Linked DNA regions of Homo sapiens: region 2 is linked to region 1. A link is a contact called in ENCODE Hi-C data. All regions are on one chromosome and are shown on one strand. The core of a region is the stretch at or near the end of the contact, and the rest is flanking DNA. Distances in the headings are between cores, read along the strand shown.

The links. Hi-C counts contacts between places; a loop is a spot of excess contacts on that map. Pooled maps may share reads with other maps.
Region 2: a loop to region 1 is called in a pooled map, with 3 times the contacts of the local background. The contact joins the promoter of KLHL20 here to the enhancer-like site in region 1. A Hi-C loop is called at or near these places in 2 of 168 maps with a recorded cell type or tissue (B cell and naive thymus-derived CD4-positive, alpha-beta T cell), 6 of 37 single-sample maps with no recorded cell type and 11 of 50 pooled maps.

What each region holds. Positions count from the first base shown.
Region 1 is chr1:172,822,136-172,828,689 of GRCh38, reverse strand. LOC105371618 (a long non-coding RNA gene) reads left to right here. Exons shown (of 3, transcript XR_007066734.1): 3 at 3,501-3,565. Among named protein-coding and RNA genes, the nearest start is that of FASLG, 170 kb to the right of the region's middle. Within about 2 kb of position 2,514, at least 9 of the 41 ENCODE cell types and tissues checked have a DNase peak (open chromatin) inside an H3K27ac peak, as active enhancers do.
Region 2 is chr1:173,711,225-173,717,778 of GRCh38, reverse strand. It overlaps KLHL20 (kelch like family member 20), which reads right to left and starts at 2,798. Exons shown (of 12, transcript NM_014458.4): 1 at 2,701-2,798; 2 at 1,713-1,776. The coding sequence starts at 1,735. It also overlaps a transcript of ANKRD45 not described here. RefSeq lists enhancers at 2,255-2,624, 2,705-2,894.

The DNA.
Region 1 (6,554 bases), core at 1,265-3,764:
ATACAAAGATTTCCAACCAAATTCAGCTGCTGTCCCACATTCCATCCTGCCCTTTATAATTTCTCTCTCTACTAATTGTATCCCCAACTTTCTGCTGCTTTATCTAAAATGTCATGACTCTTCTCTCTCTATTATTATCACGTGCAATCAGTCTCTGTTAATTCTTCCTCCAGTGGCTCAAAAATCAACTCCTTTTTTTCACGCAGCTGCCATGCTGGTCTAAGGCCTCATCAAGTGGCACCTGTTTAATTAACCGCCATCAACTTTTATTGGCCTCACTGATTCCCATCTGTTTCTCACTTCAATTCATTTTGTACCCTGTGCTGAATTACTCTTCCTGCAGCATGGCTCTGAAAATGTCATTCCTCTGTTCAAGAATTTTGAGTGCTTCCTTCTGCTTATGGAAATAAGCCCCCAATTTGCCAGTCCCTCAGTAGAGATTTCTCATGAGCTGGATTCTCCCTATCCCAACTCATATTTCACTATTCCACTTCAGAAACACATTTAACATTGTTTCTGCACTATCCTCTGTACAAGCCTCCGTGCCTTTGCTCATCCAACTTTGATTATACCCCTCACTTCTCTCTATTAGTCCAAACTCTGTTAAACTAACTCTTCAGGGCACAGCTCAAGTCTTTTCCAGGAAGCTGGCCCCAGCTAAAACCACAGTTTAGTTTTCTTAGAACTGGAGTAGACTTCATAGAGCACCCTCAGGGACTCTAAGCCGCAAAAATATTAAATTCTATTCAACAAAAATTTATTGAATATTCATTATGCACTAAGCCCCAGACTAGGAACTGGGAACAAGAAAAACAAATAGATGTGATCTCTCTTTTTAAGGGACTCTTGCTTATTGGAGGGTACAAAATATATAAACATACAATTGCATTAAAAGCTGTCAAGTTCTAAGATGGAGATAAACACATGCTGTGAGAATGAGAAGGATGGGCATTTAGTCTAGCTGAGGATTCAAGGAAAGAGTCCTAGTTGAGACATCTTGTGATAAGAATGTTAAAGATGAGCAAGAGCTACCAAGACAAAAGTGGGAAAGAAATTTGAGACAAAGGGAACAAAATAAATGAATGCAGAGACATAAACAGTGGGAAGGAGGTGAGGAACTAGAAGCCTGGTAGCACTAGACTATAATGTTGTGAAACAAGAACTGGTGAGAGATGAGATGGGAAGTGACTGGAGAGACTAAGCCAGGCATTTGGGGTTTTGTAAACTATATTAAGAACTTTGTACTCTAATCTGTAAATGATGAAGAACCATTAAAAATGTTTACACAAGGAGGTTAAATGATTGGGTTTTGCTTTTAGAAAAAGTATGCTCCTTACGTTGTAGAGACCAGATTTAAGGGAAGCAAGTCAGGAGAAAGGAAACTACAGATTGCGATGTTCCAAGGAGAGGACAAGGACCTAAGTAAGGAAATCGTTATTGGGGATGAGCCTGAAAACAGATTTAAAAAATAGTTATGAGCTAAAACCATTAGACCTTGCTGATTGCCTAGATGTAGAAGGCCCAGGACAATGAGAAGTCTTACATAATTATTTAATCTCTGGTTTGGGCAACAAGATGGTTATGCCAGTAATTAAGCTAGAAATAAAGGAACCATTGGTGAACAGAGAACAACAATGAAGACAGTTCCAGGTATGTTGAGTTTGAGATTCTTCTGGGACATATCAAGCTAAAGATTACATATGAGTTCTAGGGTAAAGATTAAGTTTGACATTAGTTGTCATTCCAGTTATAAATGAAACAATGACAAGGATGAAATTCCTCAAGCAAAGTATGTAAAGAAATGGAGACTTTGGGGTAATGTTAGAAACCTGGGTTATTGTAGTTACTGGACACACAGAAGAGGAAGAGCCCCAAAAGACAAGAAAGAAATCACTCAAAGAAGCAAGAGGAATGCCAGGACAGATTGGAGTCAAGAAACTAAACCAGAGGGTTTTAAGATAGGGCGTAAGATACGGACTGAGAAAGCATCCTTGGGTTTCGCAATACAAAGTTCATTGGTGACCTTTAGAAGTGAGTCTAGGCTCCGAACCGTGATGTGTTGAAGTGTAAATGAATTACAGTCATGAATACAGTTTACTTAGCTGAAAACGAAAGGAGAAGAATTAGGGCACAGCTAGAGGCGATGCAAGGCCAAGAAATAGCTGACTGAGGCTAAAGGAATACAGATTGCAGAGGCACACAGTAAATGAGGGTCTTTATTTCATTACAAATATACAGTTTAATACTCAAAAATATCTTTCAAACACGAGGTCAGAAGGGAAATAAAGTTGCATGAATTGCCTTTGGTAGAGTTCTAACTACTTTGTGTACAGGAACATTATGTTTCTATTTTCACTGGGACCCAGAAGCACGCAGAGCTGCCTCCTCTCTTTCGTCACATGTCTCCTGAGATCCTTGAATAACTCAATTTTGGGATGTAATCATTTTGCTTTCAGGGAAGCTGAATACCATTTTTGTGAGGAATCATTCCACCACCATGTGGCTACTCTTGAGAATAGCATTTTTCTCAACTTCCTCCTAGAGCTAGCTACTGGGTTGAGTTCCCAGAGAAGGAGAATTCCACAGCTCAAAGAACTTTAGAAACCCTCTCTTTATTTTGCAGATAAGGAGAGCAAAGATAACTTGCCTAATTTTTCAAAATTTCCGTATATTTTAACTGGTTATGAATATTTTATACATTATGAGTGATTATATATATATAAAGCAGACAACAAAAAACACATACAAAATCTTTCCATGTTCATTCAAACCCAAGGACAACATCCCTGTCAGACTGTCTTAAGTAAAAAATATTGATGAAATGCAGCAATACACAGAGATCAGTGTTTCTAAACTAATCTTTAACAACAACATCCTGCCTTGAGGCTAACATGATGTTTTGTTTAAATTTAAGCCATTTCCAAAAAAAGTTTTAATTTCCGCAAGTTCAGATTGGTAAAATAGAAAGCATACCTACAGAGGATCAGTCCTTAGGTGATAATTAGAATGTGTTTATTATCTTAAGATATAAAACCCAGTTGTATAATATCTTTTGTCATTTTGCTTTTCTCTATCTTTTTTTGTGATAATAAAAATAACAGATGTCATTAAAGAAAATGTGAAGGTTTCAAGGGAAAAAGACATAAAAGTCACTAAAAGAGTTCATAACCCAATAGTATTTTAAAAAATTTTTTGGCACTTTTAATCCCTTATAACTGCTTTAAGTTAAAGAAATCAAGCTCACTATTTTATTTATCCCATTGAATTAGCTAAGAGTTAAAAAATGATTTCTTATATTTACAGAAGTTATTTCACTCTTCATATTAATCACACTTAATCAAAAAGTGTCACAAACTCTTAAGACTTTAAATAAATGTAAAACTGTTAAAACAGAGCAAAGTTGACAAGGTTTGGGCCACCTTTATGCAAGGTGGCATCTTCAGCCAGACTGTCCATATGTTCATTAATGCTGTCTTTAATTATTTCTAAAAATCTTTAAGGCATTGGCTGCTCCCTGCATCTTTAATCTGCTGGTCCAAAGATGCTTCTGGTGAATGGAAGTGCTCTAAATTAGCAAAACTAGAATAACCTAAGCTTTGAAATGTTTCAAATCAAGGCAATGGACTTCTTCTGAATAGTACAGTTGATCCTTGAACCATACAGGTTTGAACTGTGTGGGTCCACTTACAGAGAGATATTCTTCCACCTCTGCCACCCCTGAGCAAGATCAACTCCTCGGTCTCAGCCTACTTAACATGAAGACAATGAAGATGAAGATCTTTATGATGATCTAGTTCCACTTAATAAACAGTAAATATATTCTGTCTTCCTTATGATTTTCTTAATAACATTTTCTGTTCCCTAGCTTTATTGTAAGAATATAGCACGTAATACATATATTAATAACATATAAAATTCAAAACAGTACAAAATGGCTGTTTATGTTATAGTTAAGGCTTCCAGTCAACAGTAGGCTATTAATAGTTAAGTTTTTGGGGAGTCAAAAGTTAAATGCAGATTTGCAACTGCACAGGGTCAGGGGAGTTGGCACCTCTAACCCTTGTGTGTTGTTCAGGGCTCAACTGTAATGATGTCAATAACGATGACGATAACACCTTCTAAACCTTTTAAAGCATAAATGTTTTATGAACCTCTCATTTAGTCATCTTAACAACCCAACTTTACAAACGAAGGATTGTTAAGTAATGGCCCTACTTCACACAGCTAATATTCAGATAGTTCCTCTCTGCCCTAAAACCTGGAAGTGTGTCAGCTTCAGTAACCACAGTCCCATAGTCCAAAACAGTTTCTAAATACTGAATGCTTAGCCAGCCCCAGGGTTTCTGATTCTTTTCAAACTACATCAATGTGATTACATCACACCTGCAGTGGGTAAGATCTTGTAAAATTATACCTGCCCCACTTTTTTGCTTTTTTTTTTTTTTATTAAGTCAGCCTAAGGAGTTCATTTCTGGGGAAATACCAGGATATTTTACAAAAGAAATGCAAAGAGAAAAAAATGTGCTAATATTCAGTTTCTGATATACAAAACAGAATTATTCAGAAGCCAATATTCTGACAGAGGGTTTTTCCAAACTCTTTTATTACCCCACATCAAGAACCCAACTCACAGACATGGCTCATCGTGTGGAGATGATAGATCCCTGGGTCTCTGATGGCAAACCCCCTGAGAGTCTTGCTGCTCAAAGACATGACTCTGGAAATAAAAGGAAAGGCCACTCCCCCATGAATTTTTAATAAAACACAGAAAATTAGAAGGCAGGAGAGCAAGACTCTTAACCATGTGTATTCCAATTGCCCCCATTCCAGGCCTTGGCCCATGGATGAGGGAATGCATTAGAGTAAAACTGAGGGCAAGAGGGCTGCTTATTCCCTGCTCCCTGTTGAGGCATCTGGGGAATAATTACACCAACCTGATATATGACTACATCAGTTAGGAAGCTCAGTGTGGAGGGAGTCTCTTAAGTTCAGCTTTCCAAAGTAACCTTTGATTCCCATGGGGTATCAGGGATGAGTCAAGATCCAGCCACCAGCTGCTGAATCCACAGTGGCAGTGGCCTTATTGAAGGGGCTGAGGTGGATCTTGGAGCCAGTGAATTAGCAGGAGGACACAGTGGAGCCCCCAGGGCCTGAAGCCAATGGGAGACAGGGCTAAGCTAGGCCAGCAAAAGGGCACTACTAGGTTCTGAGGAAGCCAGGAGGGAAATGGGGCAACAAGAGACCAGCCACTGACTTCACAACAAAATACCAGGAAGGCAAACAGCAAATAGGTGAACACAAACATCACCCAGAGTCCAGAGAACATGGGCCCCAAAGGGCCAAAATCCTCCGCTCAGACCTCCTTATCCAGATGTCTGGATACCATCTTTGAGAGAAACGTAGAATAGTGAGCAGTCAAAAAAAAAAAAAAAAAAAGAATAGTGGAGCAGTCATAGAGAACACAGTTGTTGTTGTCATTGTTGTTGCTTCCTGGAGTCTGAGCATTACTTAAAGGAATGGATTAAATTATCTGATTTAACTAATTTAAATCCAAATGAACACTGTGAATATTTTCCTCCAGTAGCCAACAGATGGCTCCTCCTGAAGAGGATGAAGTGAGCTCTGAAGAAAAGAAAGACATTATTTTTTTCAGAGGTTCCTAGTTAAGGTGGCAAATTTAATATATGCATCTAATTTTACTTCTCCTTATAAACTACAATAAAGGAATCTTTCAAAAGACATAAATCCACAGGAACGGTTGGAATAGGAGAAAAGGCCAAAGCAACACAACTTGGTCTCTGAGCTAGAAGCAGATGGGCAAGTGAAAACTAACTTAGCAGGTCTGAGAAAGCTGAATCTCATCCTGACAGCGGACAAAACTGAGAAGAACCAACCCAATTAACACCAGAAAATCGAGGCTTAGGAACTGAGGGCTTAGGTCTCTGGAATTGCGGTGAAAGGGCTGTCTAGAATAAGGAGGAGCAAGCGAGGACTTTTTTCAGTAGCAGTTAGAATGCCTAGATTCCCTTATCTTCTCCATATTTTCCCTTTCACACATTGGTAGAATTTGAAGATTTGTTTTCTTTCTTTCTTTCTTTTTTGAGACAGAGTCTTGCTCTGTCACCCAGGCTGGAGTGCAGTGGTGTGCTCTCAGCTCACTGCAAGCTCCATTTCCCAGGTTCACGCCATTCTCCTGCCTCAGCACCCCCAGCAGCTGGGACTACAGGCGCCCGCCACCACGCCCAGCTAATTTTTTGTATTTCTAGTAGAGATGGGGTTTCACCGTGTTAGTCAGGATGATCTCGATCTCCTGACCTCGTGATCTGCCCGCCTCGGCCTCTCAAAGTGCTGGGATTACAGGCGTGAGCCACCGCGCTCGGCCTGAAGATTTGTTTTCTAAACAGGGTCCCTGGATCTAGGGGACAGCATGTACAGTTGTGGGCGTAGGTAACTGACCCAACACAAAGAGGGAGAGACCATGCATTGTGAATGGGAAATGCATCACACTCTTGCTGTCTTCCCCAACTCTGCTTTCAGAACACTGGTAGAAAGAC
Region 2 (6,554 bases), core at 1,549-4,048, 890 kb before region 1:
GAGGGGGAAAGTCTGCAGAAACTGTTCAGTCCTATTCAAACAATTATTCAGTAATCGTTAGGTGCTAGTGATGCAAATATAGGAAGACATGAGACTAAAAGAGCTCACAATCTAGTAGACAGAATGAACATGTATTCAAATAGTCTCAATATAAAAAGTTACTTCTCAAAGCTTCTTTAATAGCAACTGAGTATAAACCCAGCATTACAGAGACTGCCTTCTGGGTTAAATCAGCAAAAATGACAGCCCAATAAGAAAAGGATAGGGAAGTGTGACCATGATTGAATGTAGGAAGCAGGTGAAAGTAAGACCAGAGACCAATGTGAGTAGGCTAGGCTCTGGCCAAGTGACAGTGATGAAGAAAGAGCCGTAGCTTAACGATTAACAGCACTAGAATTATCCAGCATGATTCTGAATAGCTGACAGTATTATGTAATAAAGCAAGAAAAAAGGAGCAGGTATGAGTGATTAAGCAAATATTTTATATAGACTACTGATAAACCAAAAACATTCCCACACTCTGCTATTCTTTTAAAAAATAATAAGCTCTTATTTTAGCAATTATATAAGATATGACATTTTATGGTAGCTGGAGATGAGACACAATCAGTGGGTTTTGCAATAATGTTAGAAGTAAAGGGATGAAGTATTTAATATTATGTTGTTAATTTTTTCATGTACATTGTGGTAAAATATTATTCCTACTACAGAGTAAAATATAAATAAGATAATGGTATTTTTCATCTTGATAACATCTTTTCATCTGGAGATCTTAAAGCATTTGCAAATGTTCATTAATCCCCAATATCCTGATCAGATACACTAAAGAAGTAAACTGGGGTACAGAGAAGGTGAACAGCTCAAGGTCAATTGATAAACCAATAACAGATTTGGATAAAGATATACATTCTGGTTCTTGCTCCAAGTTCTGAGTTATAAGTCATATTCCCATTATAAAATGTTTCTTCTCTTAAAAGAACTGCAGAAGTTGTTTATCTTTGATGTTAAATAACAAATGATTAAATAGAGTTCAATAAATAGAAAACAAATGTAAAAACCAAAGAAATAGAACTGGGATGATTTTGTATCATAAAGATTCTAGTCTCATTTGTTAGAACAAAATGAGAAAAAACATTATTAAATTCTAGGGTTGGGAGGGCCTATTTATTGTCTATATTTTCCCAGACATTGTTCTATTTTTCTATGGACTAAGTTATTATGTCTAATACCTATTTTAGTCCTTATACAATCTTCCCTACAATGCAGCTATTTTAATTAACAGAACAAATGTATGATTGAACATCAAGGAAATAACCAAAACCATAATTAGGCATGCAGTACAGTATATTATAAATAATTATGATTCTTACATGGGAACAGAATCCTCTACATTTTATAGGGAACTGAAGATTATAATAAATCCATATAGTATCATAATGAACTTAATGATTATTTACTGTAAAAAACATGAAAAAAGGAAAATTTAAGTGTTTAGCACTACATACAATCCACAGCACTTTTCAGAAACAACTTCTGTATTTTATTCTATTAAAAAGCTATTAATTCTTAATATTACTTTTGATTTATTGTAGAACAAGACTCATTAGTTCCAAGCAGAATTTAGTAAGATTGAAACTCTTTTTTAAAAATTTAAATTATTACATGCTGAATTTTAATCAGTGAAACCAAAGGTTTTCTTCCTAAATGCCTACCTGCGCATTGGCTTTCCTTCCATGCACCATGAAAAGTACCCTTCACCACACTCTAAAGCCGAACCTAAGACAACAGAAAAGCAGGAACTTAATAAAAGCTATTTCTGATCTTTACAGTAACAATCTTTATATAATCATTTCACTCATTTCGTCAGTTATCAAGAGTTTCATATCCTATTATACCACAGGCCTTCTGCAGATGCACAATAACTTAATCTAGTACATTTAAGATTACCATCCTTACTCTGCATGCTAAAACGATTAAAGTAAAGGTGAGGGAAAGTATGCTAAATAGTCCCGACTGTTAGGTCAGTCTTGTTTCTCTTCAAAAAGTGCTTGGAGATATTTAACTGTGATCTCGACATCAAGTATATTTACAGAACAAGCACCAGATACCCACAGCAGTACTAACCTGATAGATCACATAGGGTACACGAGGCTTTAATAACGAATCTGAAGATTGTTAACTTGTCCCGAAGTGACAGGAGGAGGAGGCGTCTGCATTTGCCTTTACAAACAACTCCGCTTCCGACAGTCCAGGGAGCTTGAACAGGGCAGGGAAAGTATGGCTCCAGACTAACACTCTTTACAAGCATTTCCTTCAGTCCCCGATACAATGTTCACTACCCACGTAGCAGGATTTCGCCAGGTCCCGAGGGTTAAATGGGGGCGCACGTACTTTCTTCCTTCCCTGAATTCCAAACACTGTCTGGGGAAGCTGTCCAGGATGCGAAACCCCAGCACCACCAGGCAGGACAAAGCCCGGGGCCTCCTCTGGCTCCCGAGATAGGCTGTCAGCCAGCGAGAGCGCACTCTGGCGCTCCGCGAGGCCCGGCCCCAGCGCCCCAACAGTCTCTTCTCGGCGCCGACTGACAGGCGACCGACCTGACCCCATGGGGCAGCTCAGCAACTTGGGACCACATATCTGCGAAGCGAGCCCTGGGGCGCTGTCCGCTGTCCCCTGCTCTAAGGTGACTGGCTCACTTACCGGCTCTGACACTTTCTTCTCTGCAGCAGCCTCCTCCGTCTACTCCGCCCTCCACTCCTCTCTGCCTCCTCCTCCACCGCCGCTAACGCAGGCAGGATGCCGCTCGTAGAGCTATTTCCTTTCCCTTCACCGGCCCATATCCAGAAGCAGGAAGTAGTCCTATTCTTAAATCGTTCCCGCAGGAACCCACATAATCCGCCAAGGGGTTCCGGTGCGGCTCCGGAAGTAGTCGTGCCCTTTGCTGGGGCATTCAGGTAACCTCAGAGGTTGTTTATCCTCGTGGGGGTTCCTTGTATCCCAAGAGTAACCATTTTTAGAATTCACTGCGGAACTGGCAGTATTTGAATACTGAAGCCTCCTCTTTTCTTCTTTGTTTTCGCCAGCAAAGGCAGTAAAGGGTAGTCACAGAAAGCTAAGAATTTGTATTTCTTTTTAGTTGGTGGGTCTCCTTTTGGCACAATGTTCCTAATTGTGGATTGAATTATTGCATGCACACATGGGTTGGCATGTATCTGTCAGGCCTCTACTATGTGCAAGGTGCAGAAGTTAGATAGACAGACCAGAGATAGACCTTATCCTCCAGATTTCCCACGGTCAAACTTTCAGGACACCAGGATTTTATCCAGGCTCTAAGGCTGTGTTAGTCTGCCCTTTCTACTTAGTATTCACCACCAGACACTTCACCAAACACATCTTCTGTGGATTCACTTTAATGTTAAGGAGGGAAGAGTATATTTTCTTAAAAAAATTTTTTTTCAGTAGCAAGCAGAGCCAAAAAAGTATATTTTTAAAATTATCTTTTCCTCCAGATTTTCCCATAGCACACAGCCACCTGATTTTTACCGTATATTAATATTTAGAAAACAAGTGATACAAGTGTAAGGTGGGGATTACAATTTCAGGAATATCAGAGAAAGACTGTTGCTGATTTCCTGGTAAGTATACTAGGCTAAGTATTAACCAGATTTTCTTTAGCTGTTCTTTATGTAGAATCTACACAGGTGTGTCCAGTTGTTTCTGAGGGGAAAGGATACCTCTTGTTAATTAGCTTGTAGTGGAAAATACATGGCCTTTAGATCCAGATATAGTGGCCCAGTGGATTCTTCTTGCCTGCTGCCCAGATACAGATGATTTATCAAGGTATAGGGATTGCAATGGAGAAAGAGTTTTACACAACATCGAGTGGAAAAATGGAAGAAGTTTTATTATTACTCAAATCAGTTATATTATTACTCAAATCGGCCTCCTGGAGCATTTGGGGGCTAGGTTTCTTTTCAAAGGTAGTCTGGGGAAAGGGGTAGGGGTGGCTAGGCAATGGGTGCTTGCTGCTGACTGGTGCAGTCATAGGGGTATGGGAGATGGTCCTCCTGCCTACTGAGTTGTTTCTGGGTGGAGCCACAGGAACAGTTGGTGGGTCCAGGTGGAGCCATCAGTAGTCAAACATGCAAAAAACTTAAAAATATACCCAAAAAGGCCAATCCTAGATTCTACAATAGTGATGTTATCTGTAGGAGTAATTGGGGAAGTTGCATATCTTGTGACCTCTGGAATAATGGCTGGCAATCACTTATGTCTACACTTAACAGAATTCAGGCTCATCTATCCCCGTTGTCTGGTGGTCTCTCATTAGCTTTACAAAGGCAATTGAGTTTTGGGGAAGGACTGTAATTATTTAAACTATTAAACTAAATGTCTCCCAAAGTTATCTTGGCTTAAGCCCAGGAATAATTAAGGACAGACTGAAAGCTAAAGGCAAGATGGGGTTTGGCTAGATCAGATCTCCTCCACTGCTATAATTTTCTCACTGATAGAATTTTTGCAAAGGGGGTTTCAGTTTGCAAAGGCGATTTCACGGATACACATAGGTACAAATCCTAGACCTGTAACTGACTAGCTTTGTGATCTTATTGAAAATTTTTACTGCATGTGTATATGTGATATATATACATATGCAGTAAAATGATTTCTTTTCCATATTTTAAAACTTTTCATAAATGGTATCAAAGCATATGTATTCTTTTGCAACTTCCATTTTCCACTCAACATTCTGTTTGTAAGATTTGTCCATGTTGATCAATGAAGGTCCAATTCAGTGATTCTCAAAGTGTTGTCCTGGACCAGCAGCATCAACATCACTTGGAAAATGCTAACCCTTGAGCCCCATTACAGACCTATTGAATCAAAAACTGAAGGTGGGCCCCAGTAATCTGTGTTCTAACAAGTTCTCCAGGTGATTATAGTGCATGGTAAAATTTGAGAACTACTGCACTAATTTATTTATTTTCACTGCTTTATAGTATTCTATTATATGAATATACCATAGATTTTTTAAAACATTTTTTTCTGCAGATGGATATTTTGACTATTTCCAGTTTTCTCCATTACAAACAGTGCTACAATGTAAATTCTTGCATATACCTCCTTGTGTACACCTGTAGGTGTTTCTTTGGGGTGTGCACGCAGAAGCAAAATTGCTGGGTTGTATGCTATGCACAGCTTCAACTGTATTAGCACTAGTCAAATTGCTCTCTAAAGTCATTATTCTATTTCAGTAATAATAATACTAGCAAATACTTATGTAGCATGTTATAGTAACTCATCAATACTCACACTAGTCCTCTCGAGGTAGGATCTATTATCATCATTCCAGTTTCACAGATGGCACCAAGATGTTATGTAAGTTGCCCAAAGTCACACAGCTAGTTATGAAGTAGAGCAATAACTTGAAACCATACACAATGGCTCTAGAGTCTGTGCTTTCAGCTACAGTGCTGTGTTGTCTCTCCATTACAAGTGTTTGAGGGTTTTTGTTGGTCTATATTATCATCACAGTTGGTGTTTTCCAACTTTAAATTTGTTTTTGCCAATTGGTTGGGTATAAAATGGTAATTCACTGTGGTTTAAATGTTTATTTCTCTCATTACTGTTCAAACATTTTTCATATGTGAAAGTGGCATTCAGATTTCCCTTCTGTGAATTGCTTATTGTAAAAGATACCTTCAAAGTGACTCCTATTTTTTCCGTAATATGAATTAAACTATTTTTATAATTCATAGTATAGGTATGAAAATGTTACTATATGGTATAAAAATGTTACTAAAAATGCTGCTAACCAAAGACTGATTTTAAAACTCCTGTCCAGGATAAGAGCAGTCCCTCCTATTTTTGTATATCTGTGATTCACTCCCCAACCCACTGCAATCTGGTTTGTGCTTCTGCTACTCTGTTTCTTTTTGAAGTGGAGAAGTTCAGTGTGAATCAACCCTTTTTATTTATGTCAAGACCTAGAGAACTCCATTTAGAGATGTGTTTATGGTAAACCTGGCATTTGCAGTAATTACAGTTTTTCTGCCACCTGAGTAAGACTATGCCCTTCGGGAGCCTGAATTTCTAGTGGAAAATACACATGAAATAGATTTTATTTAGATTGGGTGTGTGAAAGGAAAATATCTTGGGCCCCCAAAATCACTAAGCTAAAGGGAAAAGTCAAGCTGGGAACTGCTTAGGGCAAACTTGCCTCCCATTCTATTCAAAGTCACCCCTCTGCTCACTGAGATAAATGCATATCTGATTGCCTCCTTTGGAAAGACTAACAGAAACTTAAAAGAATGCAACAATTTGTCTCTTATCTACCTATGACCTGGAAGCCTTCTCCCTGCTTTGAGTTGTCCCACCTTTCCAAACGGAACCAAAGTTCATCTTACATATGTTGATTGATGTTTCATGTCTCCCTAAAATGTGTAAAACCAAACTGTGGTCTGATCACCTTGGGCACATGTCATCAGGATCTCCTGAGGCTGTGTCACAGGTGCATCCTCAACCTTGGCAAAATAAACTTTCTAAATTAACTGAGA